Linked DNA regions of Homo sapiens: region 2 is linked to region 1. The links are chromatin contacts, found by Hi-C or POLR2A ChIA-PET in ENCODE. All regions are on one chromosome and are shown on one strand. Each heading gives the region's core, a stretch centred on a gene start or an enhancer-like site at or near the end of the contact. The rest is flanking DNA. Distances are from core to core; before and after follow the strand shown.

Region 1 (7,211 bases), core at 4,712-7,211:
AAAAAAGCACTACTTCTCTATAATGAAGACAGTTATTGAAACTAAGATTCCAGAAATGTTTTTCATCAAATATAAATGATTAAAAATTTTTCAAATACCAGAAAGTTAAATTGTGTATGAAGGTGAAGAGCTGAGTTAGATGGTAATGAAATGAACAAAAATACTCCAACTTGCACTATCAAACTTCTACTTAACCAAATTCCTAACCTCACATTCTTACCCAACCTCTCCTGTACATGCGAAATAACAGCCTGCTTTGGCTTCAACACTGACCACTGCAATTACCCATGAGAGGGAATGTATTAAGCAAATGGACTCTAATATTTTACCTGTATGCAAGAACAGCAAAGGTTCTATCTTTCTGAATTAAATTCCGCACCATACTGACTTCTTGAGGGTGAAAAAGCTGAAGAGGTAATGTCTGTCCGGGAATCAGGATCATCATCACTTGTGGAAGAACTGGAATCACCTGACAGCTGTCGTCATCGTGCAAAGTCCTGCCATGAAATTCTTCCATATCAGCACCTAGGTACTATATAAAAACATATATAGGTATAGTGTCATGATCGATATGTAATAAAAATGTAAGCTCAACAGACTAAAGAGCAAATCACATTAAAAGAAATACAGGCCGGGCACAGTGGCTCACACCTGTAATTCCAGCACTTTGGGAGGCCGAGGTAGGCGGATCACCTGAGGTCAGGAGTTCAAGACCAACCTGGCCAACATGGTGGAACCCTGTTGCTACTAAAAATACAAAAATTAGCCAGGTGTGGTGGTGGACACCTGTAATCCCAGCTAATCGGGAGGCTGAGGCAGGGGAATCACTTGAACCTGGAAGGTGGAGGCTGCAGTGAGCTGAGATTGTGCCACTGCACTCACTCGAGCTTGGGCGACAGAGCAACACTCTGTCTCAAAAAAAAAGAAAAAAATACAAATGGGGTTACAAACACTTAATAAACGTGGTATATAAGCATCCCATGTTAAAATATAATTTTTAATCTAACTTTAACTCTTAGAAGAATTTCTAATCTTTTATGAATATATCACAAACACAGAAATTCAAGAATTTTTTTAGTACAAAGTATTATTTTTACCAAGAAATATCTCTATGCCCACATATCACAAACAGTAAGTATAAAATGTTAGTATGTTCAATAACACTCTAGTACCTAGAAGTACAGAGAAGTATTTAATAGCTCAATTACCAGAAAGAGTATAAAGAGCAACAATTCCTCAAACAATTCTACCACAACATAGTATTAAGCTTCTTAAAAATTACAGTTAAATGTTTATCTACTGGCAAATAGCCCATGTCCTCATCCACAATTTCTGATATCTAGTAATACAAATATCAGTCACTTGTTTTTATGAACTTTTATCTACATTTAAATGTATATCTATTATATTAGATCTGTCACTAAATTACATACTGTATGTGATGTCGGCAGACTGGTGTCAAAATTTATGATGTTTGGTTTTTTGGCTTCTTTACTATCCTGGTCTTCAACTTCCATTTCATCTTCTTCCTCACTCTCTGCTATAAAAGTAGAATATTGTAAGAAAAAAAAAAAGATGAATGAAAACCTTTCAAACATGTAATTCCTTCTTCAAAAGAGGGGTACTTCTAAAACCACATGCATTTGGTAAACTCTACAGCACCGTGAAGAGGGAGCCAGAGGACTGGGGTCCGTGCTGGGCTCTGTCAGTAGCTATTTTTTTTTTTTAAGTCAACTGTGAATTTTAGAATAGTTTAACATTTACAGAGAAGTGTAAAGATAGTACAGAATGCTCCCGTGTGTCACACATCCTTTTCCCCTATAGTTAATTTATATTAGTATGGTACATTTGCCACAACGAAGGAATCAGTCTTGGTACATTACTCTAACTAAGCTTCATATTTTAAATGGATTCCCTTAGTTTTTATCTAGTCTTTTTGCGTTCCAGGATCCCACTTTACATTTAGTTATCAGGTCCCCCTACCCTCCTCTGGGCTAGGGGGGTTTTCAGACTTTGCTTGTTTCTGAGTTTTGAGGAGTACTGGTCAGGCCTTTTGTAGAGTATCCCTCAACTGGGTTTTGTTTGATGTAATTCCCATGATTAGACTGAGGATACGTGTTTTAGGGAGGAAGACCACAGAAGTGAAGTGTTGTTATTCTTTTCCTTTTTAGAAATGGGGTCTGTTGCCAATGTGCTGTTTTTATTACATATCCAGCCTATATATTATGAACTATTCCTGCTGTTAACCTTGATCACCTGGCTACAGCAGTGTGTGTCAGGTTTTTCCGCTGTAAAGTTCCTTTCCCCCCTCCTTTTCACATTGTACCCTTCGGAAGCAAATCACTAGGTGTAGCCTCCACTTCAGGGGTGATGAGTTATGCTCCACTCCCTTGAAGAGGAAATGTAAGTTATTTAAAATTCTTCTATATGGGAGATTTTTCTCTTCTCCCTCACCAGTAACTAATTTTAACACCTTAGACAACTCATTCTGCCCAATTAAATTTTAGTTTCCTCATCTGCAAAATGATAGGCTTCAACAAGTCAACCTCTAACGTTCTCTCAAACTCTCAACTTCAATCAGTTCCTACATAAGTAAGAAAAGAAACAAAGCAGGCAAGATCTGTTAATTAAAACTGAGAGAAAGATAACCTAGCAGGAAGAATTTCACAGCATTTTTCTAGTGACAACATTTCCCTGGCAGTCGCTACATTATCTTAAAATGAAGGCCAGGTGTGGTGGCTCACACCTGTAATCCCAGCACTTTGGGAGGACGAGGCAGGCAGATCACTTGAGGTCAGGAGTTCAAGACCAGCCTGGCCAACATGTTGCAACCCCATCTCTACTAAAAACACAAAAGTTAGCCGGGTGTGGTTGTAGGTGCCTGTAATCCCAGCTACTGGGGAGGCTGAGGCAGGAGAATCGCTTGAACCCAGGAGGTGGAGGTTGCAGTGAGCTGAGATTGTGCTATTGCACTCCAGCCTGGGCGACAGAGCAAGACTCCATCTCAAAAGAAAGAAACAAAGAAAATTTTGCAATCATTTGCATACTATTTTGCTTAATTTTAAATTTAAAAATAAAGTTTGCATGAAGCATAAAACATTTTAAAAGAATGTCTTAGAAAACCAGATGTTACCAATGACAGCAAAGAAAATTAGAAAACGCTACACAATACATATGCTATTGTACTAACTGTGAGTCTGTCCTTTTCATACAAACTATGAGTAAATTTCCTATCCTAGACCAGTGACTCTCAACCACAGGTGATTTTGCCCCTCAGGGGATATTGGTTGCAATAACTAAGGGAGTCCTACTGGCATCTAGTGGGTAGAGGCCAGGGATGCAGCTAAATATCCTACAATGCACGAGACAATCCCACCCAAAGAATTCTCCAGCCCAAAAGTCCAGTGCTGAGGTTGGGAGACCCTGGCCTAGACTAACAATAAAGAATTACTGAATCTCATTTCTCACCTCCCAGTTCATGTATTTTTAAATGCCCCAAATAAACTTCTAAATCGATAAAATGTCATTACGAAATAATCATTTGTTTTCCTTTGCATATCATTATTTAAGTCAAACCACCTCTAGCCAGGCCCCTGACAGAAAATAAAAATGATTTTCAATATGGTAACTGCCTTGGACTTTCTATTTATTATTACAACTTCCTAGATATAAAACTTTGTCAAAAACAGAATTACTTCAACTTATATGTAAATAGCCAATGGTCTAACACTTCATACAAATTTTCCTTGGAACATGTAAGTTTCACTGAGATAAAAAAAGAGCTATCTAAATGGATGACAAAAATATTCTGCATCAAATTGTTTGTATTTCCAACTCTGACAGTATGGCTATCACTTGGCATGCAGCACAACCCACTTTATTGCTCTACTACAGAAAGTTTAAAAGATAAACTATTAGCTCAAAGGCTGGAATTAATATTGTTAAAAATTTACATTTTAACTGTTCTGACTCCTAGTCTCTAAATAATTTCTTTAGTAACCTTTTTTTCATAAATATGGCTAAAAACCACTTTCCCCTACTCAGTTATGTTTATTAATGTTTCATTTGCCTAGGATAAACTCTTCACATCTCAAATATAAAGCTTTTTGTTGGAACTTAGAGGATTTACTCTTCAGAACAACTCGTACTACATGGAATTATGGAAAGCCCAGTGTTTCCCTACAAATAAAATTTACGTAATTTGGAGAGGCATTATTGCTATATCTACACCATCTCTGGGCCCTCTCCCGACGCTTTTCTGAAAAACAAAAAACAAAACAAAACAAACAAAAAAAAAACAAACAAAAAACCACGCTGACTGTTCAGAGCTATCAGTGAAGTCTGATGACTCATCTCATGCAGAGGCACGATGTGAATGTCGACAGAAGATCAGTATCCTCCCTCTTCTATTCACCATTCTCCCTGAAACACCGGATTTGGCACAGAGAGTAGGGCTAATGTCTCTGAAAAAATAGCTCAGCTTTCCATCAAAGGCTGGCACACTTACCCTTGTGTCAACTCAGCTAGAATGGCTTCGAGAACAACCAGTGACTATGGTTTATTTTTACAGAAAAGTTCTCTCCTATATGGTGGGCACGCACTCAGTCTCTTCCTCTTTTAATCCATGCTGCTACCAGTGGACAAATTAATCTTCCAAGCATAGATTTCTTTAGGCAATTACCTGAAACCTAAAACTGTTTCTTGGCAATCCACAGGAAAAACCCAAACCCACTGGCAAGAGATGCCAGTTTCCCAGCAACTTAGACCCAATATACCTCCTAGGCCTTATGTCCCACAACCATATCCTAAATATGTGCTTTTAGATGTCTCCTGATCTACCTGAAAGGCTTTTTCCCAAATCCTCTGACCCTTAAACAACCTCTGCCTCTGAAGAGCCACAACAGCATTCATTTATCTGGCCCTAAATCAACCGCCTCTGCAGTTGATTTACGTTTAGTTATATTCTCAGCAGCCCCGCCTAGACAGTAAACCTCAATTATCAGATTGTGTATTACCTCTCGTTTCATCTCCACAACACCTAACATACTTGTCATATAACGAAGGGACTCAAGTAATACTTTCAAGTTTGGATGATACACCTTTTGGAAAGCATCTCTTGAAAGGCATTCCATGAAAAGTTTATGCAATATTCCATGCATTTTTTTTTTTGTTCAGTATTTCAACACAAGGCCAAAGTCTAAACATTTCACACAACATACAGGAAAAAGAAAAACTAAGTATCTCTGATTAAGCATAATCGTACATGCCTGAGAAAGACCGATAGTAAGAAAAACAAAACAGAGAAGTGGTTTAGAGATATAATGACAGACACACCCGGGTTGGAATCCTGACTCTGCTGTGTGACCTTGGGCAAGTCATTGAACTAATCTGCAAATCCAATACTCGCTTATCAAATCGGAAACTGAAAACTGATGTGGGAAGGATTAAAAGGCGACATGCATGCAAAGCGTTAACTGCACGGCTCGTAACATGGTAAGTGCTTAGTACATGTTAGCTGTCACTCTTATTAAAAGGAAGGAGACCAGCAAAAGTAACCGCTGTGAATCTGACCCGGTCCTCTAGTTTCAGAGCATTTCCTAGGAGCTAAACTCAGAACACAAGGAGGATGGAGAGGATGGGTTTCCTGTTCTTAATAGCAAATGCTCCCCCCGACACCCTGGCTCACGGCTCGGGGCAACAGAGCAGCGAAGAAAGCGCCGCGACTCCATCGCTGGCCGAGGGCCGACGTGAAGCAGCTTTCCGGTGCGGCCCTGCTGGGCTGGCTCGCCAGGCTTGGCGCCCCCACGCCCGCCTCCCAGGCCCAGCTGCACCGCTAGCGGCTCCGAGCCTCGCCCCACTCCCGACTACAGGGAACTACTCCGGGCGGTTACCAGGCAGGAGCGGCAGGTGGTTGCCCATGTTGTGCGCAGCGTCCTGCTGATCTCCTTCGCCGGCCATGTCTGTTTACCCGCAAAGGAGGCTGGGACAGGGCGGTGCCGAAGACTCCGAGGGAGGGCCCGTGTCGCGCGGCTGCCGCGCACCGGGGCCACAGCGCCCCCTGGCGGCCCCAGGGGAGCAGACGGCGGCGCGTACCCAAGCCTGAAAGTGATGGCCTAGGCGGGAGGGACAATTACAGGCCTGCGCTCCGTCCCGGGGACAGAACGCCGTCCCCTGCCATCCACGGCTGAGTGCCCGGCGTACACGCTGCAGAGCCCTCACTTTGTTCCAGCCCTTAGCATGACTTATTTAATCCTGATATTTTGCATATGGAGAAACTGAGGCTGAGAGCCTTTAGTCTCCACCTTGTTTTTAAACGAAGGGGGCAGGGAGCAAATAGAAACCTGTTCATGCAGCATTAGTTTCAATTCTTAAAATAAGAAGCATATATGTGAAGGCTGGGGAAATCCATCAGTTATTCCGAGGGTGGTTGAATTATTGCTGATTTTCTTCAGTAGTTTCAATGTATGTACATACAACTTCAATAACTTCAGTAGTTTCCATATATGTACATTACATTCCAAAATTAACAAGTATTAATCAGAAACATACTTGAAATGATGATTGCACAGAATGGAAAACGCCTTATAATTGGTAAATAAAATTGTCTGAATATAAACTAGCCTACTCATTATGACTTCAGCTATGTAAAAACAAGTCACTGTGGCAAAAAAGAAAGACTATGTAAAAAATGAAGATAATTCTGTTATAATGGTGGAGTTGTGACTGGTAAGATATTTGTTTTGGAGGGAGGACAAAAGTTTTCGTAGTGTATTTCAGTATCACTTTTTCAGCGAGGAAGGAAAACTGAAAAATCCTTAAATGAAATACAACATCTAAACATGGTAGTGGTGGTGGTGGGCGGAGGCTGAGAGGAAGCAGCAGCATTGCTCAACAGAAAAGTCATGGATCTGAGATTTGAAAAAATGATTTCAGAAAATTTGCCTCCCTGATAAGTTACAAGCAGAAAACTCCCTTGTGACAGAGGCTTGTGAATCATTCCTGTGTCATTTTGCCTCCTGTCTCCGAATCAGTCTGTGGTCTTCGTCAAATCACTTATGGCTGCGGGCCTCAATTCGCCCATTTGCAAAATAAGAACGAACCAAATAGTGTCGCCTATTTGTTCCAGTTAATAATGTCTGCAACATGAATCATAGCATCACCTTTTACGATGAGGTTAATAACAATTACATATACTACGTAATGATTTAACG
Region 2 (7,211 bases), core at 3,086-5,585, 5.2 Mb after region 1:
TGTGCTTACATCCATTAGTAGTGCCACCACCTAATAGAAGCTCTTCAGGGCCCTGGGGAGTCCAACCTCCTCCATGAGGCCTGCCTGCCTCTCTCTTCCATCCCCTCCTCCCTTCCTCCCTCCCTCATCCTCCTCCCCAAGCATTTATCTCACATCAGTGAGTCTGAGAAGCCAGAACCAAGCCAGGGTACTCCAGGACTATCCCCTTTTCCCATAGTTTCCAGGAGTACTTCTTTGAGACCTTCCAAGGTCCAGAAGGGACTGGCAAGGCCATCTCGAAAGCCACTCTCCAGTTCCTTCTACCTCCAAATGTCCATCATGGCGGGCTGCTCCCTGTGACTCCAGGACCCTGGTACTCAGCCCACATGCCCAGTGCCCAGGTATGTGTTGTTAGCTGAAACCTGATTTCATTGCCCAAGCAACCCTGTGAGGTAGATGTGATTACCTCCCCAATATCTCAGTGAGAAGAGCTAGAGTCACAAAACATATTCAAAGTCACTCAGCAAGGGGTATGGTCTGGCTTTTCTCCTGCTGCCCCACTTTGGGTTCCATATTGGCTCCTTGACAAAGACCACATGGTAAAGAGAAAGAAACTTATCCTCTGGTGGGGCAGGAGACCCAGGAACTTGCCAAGTCAACTGTCTTCTCAAGAGGAAACCTGCCAAGTCACCATCTGTAAGTAGGGGCTTCGGGTTGAATAATATTAATAACGATATTACTAGCAGCCTCTTTTTCCTAAGTCCTTAGGCACTATAGGGTGGATTGGGCTGCTTGGGAACACGTGATCTAGATTCAAATCCTGGCTCCACCACTTACTCATGAATGACCTGGGCAAGTTATTTTTCTCAATTTCTTTATCTGCAAAATGGAGATAATAATAATCCCTACCTCAAACTTTCCCTGCCAATTTAGTTAGTATGGATAAAAGCACTTACAACTGCATTTGAATTTAGATTTAGTTGCTGTGCTGTCTTTATAACCTTTGCCTTAATTATCTTATTTAATGCTCTCAACAACCCTCTAAAATAGAGGCTATGATGTTCATTTTACAGAAGAGAAAACTGAGACTTAACAAGACTAATTAACTGGCCCAAGACCACACAGAAAATTAAGTATACAGCTGGGATTTGAACTCAGGTCTGCCTGGCTCTGATGTCTGGGTTCTTATATCTCGGCTATACATCCTCCCACTGCATCAGGGATTCTCAATCCTTAACACTATTGATATTTAGGGCCAGATAATTCCTTGTGGGGGCTGTCCTGTGCATTGAAGGAGTTTAATAGGATCCCTGGGTTCAACCCACAAGCTACCAGTAGCACCCCTACCCCATCGTGACAACCAACAATTTCTTCAGATATTGATAAATGTCCCCAAGGGGCCAAGTTTTTCAGAAGCACTGCATGAGATGCTCCCGGGGGTCTCTTGAGCTCTAACATTCCACATTTCTACTTCTATTAGAATTTCAATCAGTTGACATCCTATAGGAGAACAGAGAGTTTGGTGATACTGTTTATACCAAGAAACAGACAAAATCTTGTGGAAACCTTCCCTGGGGCTTACTAACCTCACCGTCACAGGCTTGCCAACCTCATCCTCATCCTCATCTTCATCTGCACTGGCACCTTCACGGTTATTGAAGAAAGGTGCACACTCTCCAGCAGATGAATTACTGCATTGTATCTTTTTCATTTTTTGGCATCTTTGAAACCGGCATTTGTCTTACAATCAATGAATGGCATATCAGGATTTGGTTGGCAGCGTCTTGTGTTTCCTAGTTGTTCGTAAAATAGTGGGGCATCCTATAATCAGCAGAATCCTAAATGCAATGATACACAATCTGCAAAGCTCCACATCCCTGTCCCCACTACTGGAAAACACAAATAAGAAAAAATCACCACCTCTGACTGGTGGTGGTCCCAAAGGCCATCATTTTGTAAGTGGTCACCACATTCAGAATTTTTAAAAAATGCTTTTTCCTCCAAGACAGAGGGCACAAGGATTAGAGGCAGAGCACAGGCTACATTTCAGCCTCAGGTGCATTTGTGTAACGCACAACCTCACAACTGTGCATGGCATCCCTGCTGTCTCTGACCAACTCTGCCTGGCCCCAGAGACTAAGAATTAAAATGCAGTCAAATATCACTGGATTTCACATAGCTTCTCAGAGCCCGAAATAATTTCAAGCTACAATTTCTTGAAATGGGTTTTATTTTTTTTAAACCCCAACAAAGCAGATTTTTTACAGACTAAAAATGCCAAACAGTTGCCTGCAACTCAAAGGCAAGTGATTAAACATCCATGATTTAAAAAAAAAAGAAAAGAAAAGAAAAGGTTGCGGGGAGGATTACTCTCTCAACAGCAGACAAATGTAGCAAAACATCTATTAATATTGTTCCCTGAAGAAGAATGAGTTAGTATAAAACTGGGAAGGACAACAGCCATGCATCTTTCTCTGTCTTCATAAAATACAGCCTTCCTGAAAACTGATGTGATTACTTGTGAAGCCAATGTTTCTCCATTTTTTTTTCTTCTTCAATAGCTGTTTGGGCCTTAATGTGCTTTAAATGTGTAATAAAAATATAATGAAAAACATACTTTTATTAAATGTGGCTGCTACAACATACACTATAAAGCCTGAATCCTATAAAGTTGAATTGTATGGCATTTCTTAAACCTGTTCCTTCTACTTATAGCTGCCCTACAATATTGGTCAGAATTTAGTGCTTCTCTCTCCCACCTTTGCCTTGAATTACTATGCTTGAACTTGCAGTTCCCATTTCTGCTTTTTCCTTTTTCTTCCATCTTACCTCCCACACTATACCCTAATCCCCCTGTTCTTCACACTCTATCCCCCAATATCCCACCACAAAGAAGTACATACTACGTGTGACTTGTCAGAAAACCCACACCAAAACCTCACAATTGGGCTCCTGTATCCAAAAACAACCTTTTATATAAAAATGTTAAGCAGTGGAGTTAGAGCAGAGATCAGAAAACTACAAAGAACCAAGCTGACCCTCCTCTGTTTTTATAAATAAAATTTTATTGGAACACAACCATGCTCATTTGTTTGGGTGTTGTCAAATGCTGCATTCCTGCTACAAAGGCAGAGTTGAGTAGTTGTAAGGGAAACTTTATGGCCTGTGATCAACTTGATTGGATTAAAGGATGCAAAGTATTGTTCCTGGGTGTGTCTGTGAGGGTGTTGCCACAGGAGATTAACATTTGAGTCAGTGGACTGGGAGAGGCAGATCCACCCTCAATCTAGGTGGGCACAATCTAATCAGCTGGCAGCTGGGCCAGAATAAAAGCAGGCAGAAGAACATGGAAGAAATAGACTGGCTGAGTCTTCCAGCCTACATCTTTCTCCCATGCTGGATGCTTCCTGCCCTCAAACATTGGACTCTAAGTTCTTTAGCTTTTGGACTCTTGGTCCTTTGACCACAGACTGAACTATACCACTGTCGGCTTCCCTGCTCTTGAGGTTTTGGGACTGGCTTTCTTGTTCCCCAGCTTGCAGGCGGCCTGTTATGGGACTTCACCTTGTGATCGTGTGAATCAATACTCCTTAATAAACTCCCTTTCATATATACATCTATCCTATTAGTCCTGTACCTCTAGAAAACTCTAATACAGCCTGCAAGTTCTAAAACATTTATTATCTAACCCTTTCAGAGAAATTGTGCCCATCCCTGGGTCAAAGCCAGATCTCCAGAGCTGGCATGCCTGGGTTCACAGCCAGCTTTGAGATATCGTGGACCACATTCCTCTCTGGCATGGACTTTCCTCCCTGGAACATCCATCCAGGGGTGTCCATTGACTGCAGTTGCTCCCAGTTCTCATGCTTTAGAGAACATCAGTGCTTTTCCCATCTCAACCTGAGAAAGGAATAACAGGGTGGTCACAGGACAGTCATGAGGGAACAACTAAGGCAAGGCAGCCATTAAAGACTCACATGAGGCTGGGCGTGGTAGCTCATGCCTGTAATCCCAGCACTTTGGGAGGCCGAGGCGGGCGGGTCACTTGAGGTCAGGAGTTCATGATCAGCCTGGCCAACATGGTGTAACCCCACCTCACCTCTACTAAAAATACAAAAACTATCTGGGCATGGTGGCGGGCACCTGTAATCCCAGCTACTTAGGGGGCTGAGGCAAGAAAATTGCTTGAACACCCAAGGAGGCAGAGGTTGCAGTGAGCCAAGACTGTGACACTGCACTCCAGCCTGGGTGACAGAGCAAGACTCTGTCTCAAAAAAAAAAAAAAAAAAGACTCACATGACTGGTGAGGAAGGAACTGTTAAAACCAACTGCAGCTGTAGCAGCAAGGGGCTGATAAGTCCCTGACAAACAGGATGTGGGCAAAAGCTGGTTAAAACAGGCCAAATCCAAACCCAACATGGCACTAGATTTGACCCAGTTTTCACCTAGAACATAATTATACGGTCATTAGCATGCTAAATCACACACCCATGGGCACCATGACAGTTCTGAATATGCCCAGGTTTGGTATAACAATGCATGACACTTCATTTCAGGGAAATCCCCGTCCCTTCTATAGAATCTAATGAATACCACCCTCTAATTAAAGAAAACCCATAATAAAGGAAAGTTCATACCCTGTGGGGCACTCTTCTCTTGAGTGCGTACTTTTGCTTTGCAATAAAAGCTCTTATATTCTCGCTACTCTCTGACTCATCCTTAAATTCTTCCAATGGTGTCAAGAGCCTGAACATTCCCTAGGGTTGAGGTCCTGCTGCTGTCCAGGGATCTCCCCTCACTGGCTGGCATCAAACCCACCATAAAAGCCATTGCTGAGGCCTCAGGGGCAGCATATCCTCACGCATCTCCAGGCTACCCACCCAACCTATGCCTGTGTGTTTCCCTGTCCTCACTGGGACACTTGCCTTCGTGATTTGAGGACATTTGATTAACCCAGTCTAAGGGCTGAAAATAACTTTTCTTCCTTGAAAACAACTGCTGTACTTTGGATTCCCCAAGAAGCAGTCCCTGAGACAAGATTGGAATGATTGAAATGTAAGTAGTTTATTTGGGAGTAATCTCAGAAGATACGGGAAAGTGAGGGGGAGGTAAAGCAGAGAACGGAAGAAAACCATTTGGTGTGTGATTGAGCAAGTTGGAACGATGGGAAACTGGAGCTTAATTCTGATGAATCTTTGGAAGTCAGTGTTAGATCACGTCTCCAAGTCATCCCGATTGGAGGTGAACAAGAGCCCTCTGGAGGCTCTATCCACCAATTCCAGTCCATCATTGGTTGAGGAAAGCTCACAAAGGTGTTCGTTATCTGGCCCTCCCAGCCCACCAGGCATCTTGCTCCAGCAGTCAAGAGAGAACCCTGGATGGAGATGTAGAAATGGCAATTGGTAGTCAGGCCAGAGTGCACTCAAATGGTAAAGAGGCCAGGGGATATGGGTACCTACAGGATCCAATACCACACTGTGTCAAATAAAGCACCCTCAAAGGAAAGAGGGGATAGAATCAGAGTTAGGGAATATTGAGATTTTACATAGAAATGTAAATACCTTGTTAAAGCTGCCATGTTGCTGTTAGAATACAATTGCCTCAACCAAAGGCAACTGAAAGTGTTTGAATTTGGAATACAGAGTATTTATTCTTCTGATAGAATTGCTCTGGGATGTTTAAAGTAAGAGCAGCTCTCTACCTTCGAAGTTTATTAATGTTACTAGGCTGTCAATCAAGCTGTTTTCATTTCTTTTGTCCCAGATGAAAATGTTCTGCTTTCTCTGCACTTAAGACATATCATTTCTCCTCACTAGTACTGCAGAGAAAACTGTCCTTGTAATGCCATATCAAGTTTTTCATACTTTTGTTTTCTTTCATGTAAACATGGTTGACACTTTTAAGTTAGTTTGATCTATATTTTATAAGGCATCAAGTCAGAGACAAAGATATTTTTAACGTTAAGCCATTTCAAATTTACTCATTTTGCTGCCATTGGTTCATGCACTCATTCAATCAACAACCAGTTCTGGAACATTTATTATGTCATTTGTTAAAGGTAGGATGGGGGTGTTAAAAAATTAATAAGCCATAATTTCTGCCTTTAGGAAGTTTAAAGAATAATTGTGTTGCAGAGACCATTGGCTATTTGGGGTCTGTGCAGCATCTTTCCCGCCTTTTTGGTGATAGTGCCCTCACCTCTTTGAAGAGAACTATCCTCTCCCCTACTCAAAACATATGGTCCCCAGCACAATTCCAGTGCTGAGGCACATGACTCAGGCTGGTCTGTCAGCTCACTGAATCCTCTAAGACACAGTGATTTGTTCAAAAACCACACAATCAAGTTTTTTCTAACAAAATGAATTCCAGGGTTTATTTGGGACTTTCAGGAAGTGGTGCTTTTTTCTTCTGCAGTTAAACTTGAACCAAGAACAATTTATGCTGGAGATGCTGCAGTCATCCTGCTTCCAGGAGAGGAGAGACTGTCTGAGAGTGTAGCCAGTACAGAAAATGTGGAGCTGAAGGATGAAGAGACGGAAATAGAATCTCAATGACATCGTACTGTGGCCAGACATTCACCTCTCTCTTGACATTTCCCAATAATTTCCCTTTAAAGACTAGGCCAGATAGCACTAGATCTTCTGACAAAGAGAAAAAGGCCTATCCAATTCAAGCTGAAATAAGATATTTTTTACTGATGAGGAATTTCAAGTGTCCATCAATTTCATGATACATGTAATGTAGCCACTGAGAGATTAAATGTGTCCTTAGGTTGTAATGACAGAAATATAGAGTACAGGACCACAGAGATATTATTCTTGATCTTGACCTTGATCTTGACTGGTCAGGCTTCATCTAGAATATTTACCAATTCTGGGTACATCACCAGATAGAGATATTCAGAGGAGAGGGAGCAGAATGAAGTAGCTTGTGAAAACCATGTCATAAGACAAATTGAAATACTTAAGGTATATATCTGGGAAAACAAAACCCAGAAGTTAAAATTCTATAGTTATTTGCACAATTTTTAAATTATCTTAAGTTTGGGCCATTTTAAGGATCACAAAATCAATATTGCCTTCCTTTAAGATGTATTTCAAGTCAGCTCTTGGCTTTTTACTTTGGCTAAGGGACTTAGTAGCTGACAACTTGCTTTGCTGGCCTATGGAAAGTAAGCCTAAAACTAGAATTTATCAATGCTACTTGTAAGTTAATTCCATTACAGGTAATAG

The links. A loop is a pair of places that touch in the nucleus more often than their neighbours do. ChIA-PET counts read pairs that join two places held with the same protein, here RNA polymerase II (POLR2A). Pooled maps may share reads with other maps.
Region 2: a pooled map shows a loop between it and region 1 (12-fold over the local background). The contact joins the enhancer-like site here to the promoter of CRBN in region 1. A Hi-C loop is called at or near these places in 3 of 50 pooled maps. POLR2A ChIA-PET finds 5 or more read pairs at or near these places in 2 of 52 experiments (PC-3 and activated CD4-positive, alpha-beta T cell).

Annotation. Positions count from the first base shown.
Region 1 is chr3:3,173,730-3,180,940 of GRCh38, forward strand. CRBN (cereblon) reads right to left here and starts at 5,962. Exons shown (of 11, transcript NM_016302.4): 1 at 5,892-5,962; 2 at 1,434-1,540; 3 at 330-532. The coding sequence starts at 5,958. RefSeq lists a silencer at 6,026-6,195.
Region 2 is chr3:8,353,021-8,360,231 of GRCh38, forward strand. The region is part of intron 3 of LMCD1-AS1 (LMCD1 antisense RNA 1); the gene reads right to left. Among named protein-coding and RNA genes, the nearest start is that of LMCD1-AS1, 150 kb to the right of the region's middle. Within about 2 kb of position 4,336, at least 4 of the 41 ENCODE cell types and tissues checked have a DNase peak (open chromatin) inside an H3K27ac peak, as active enhancers do.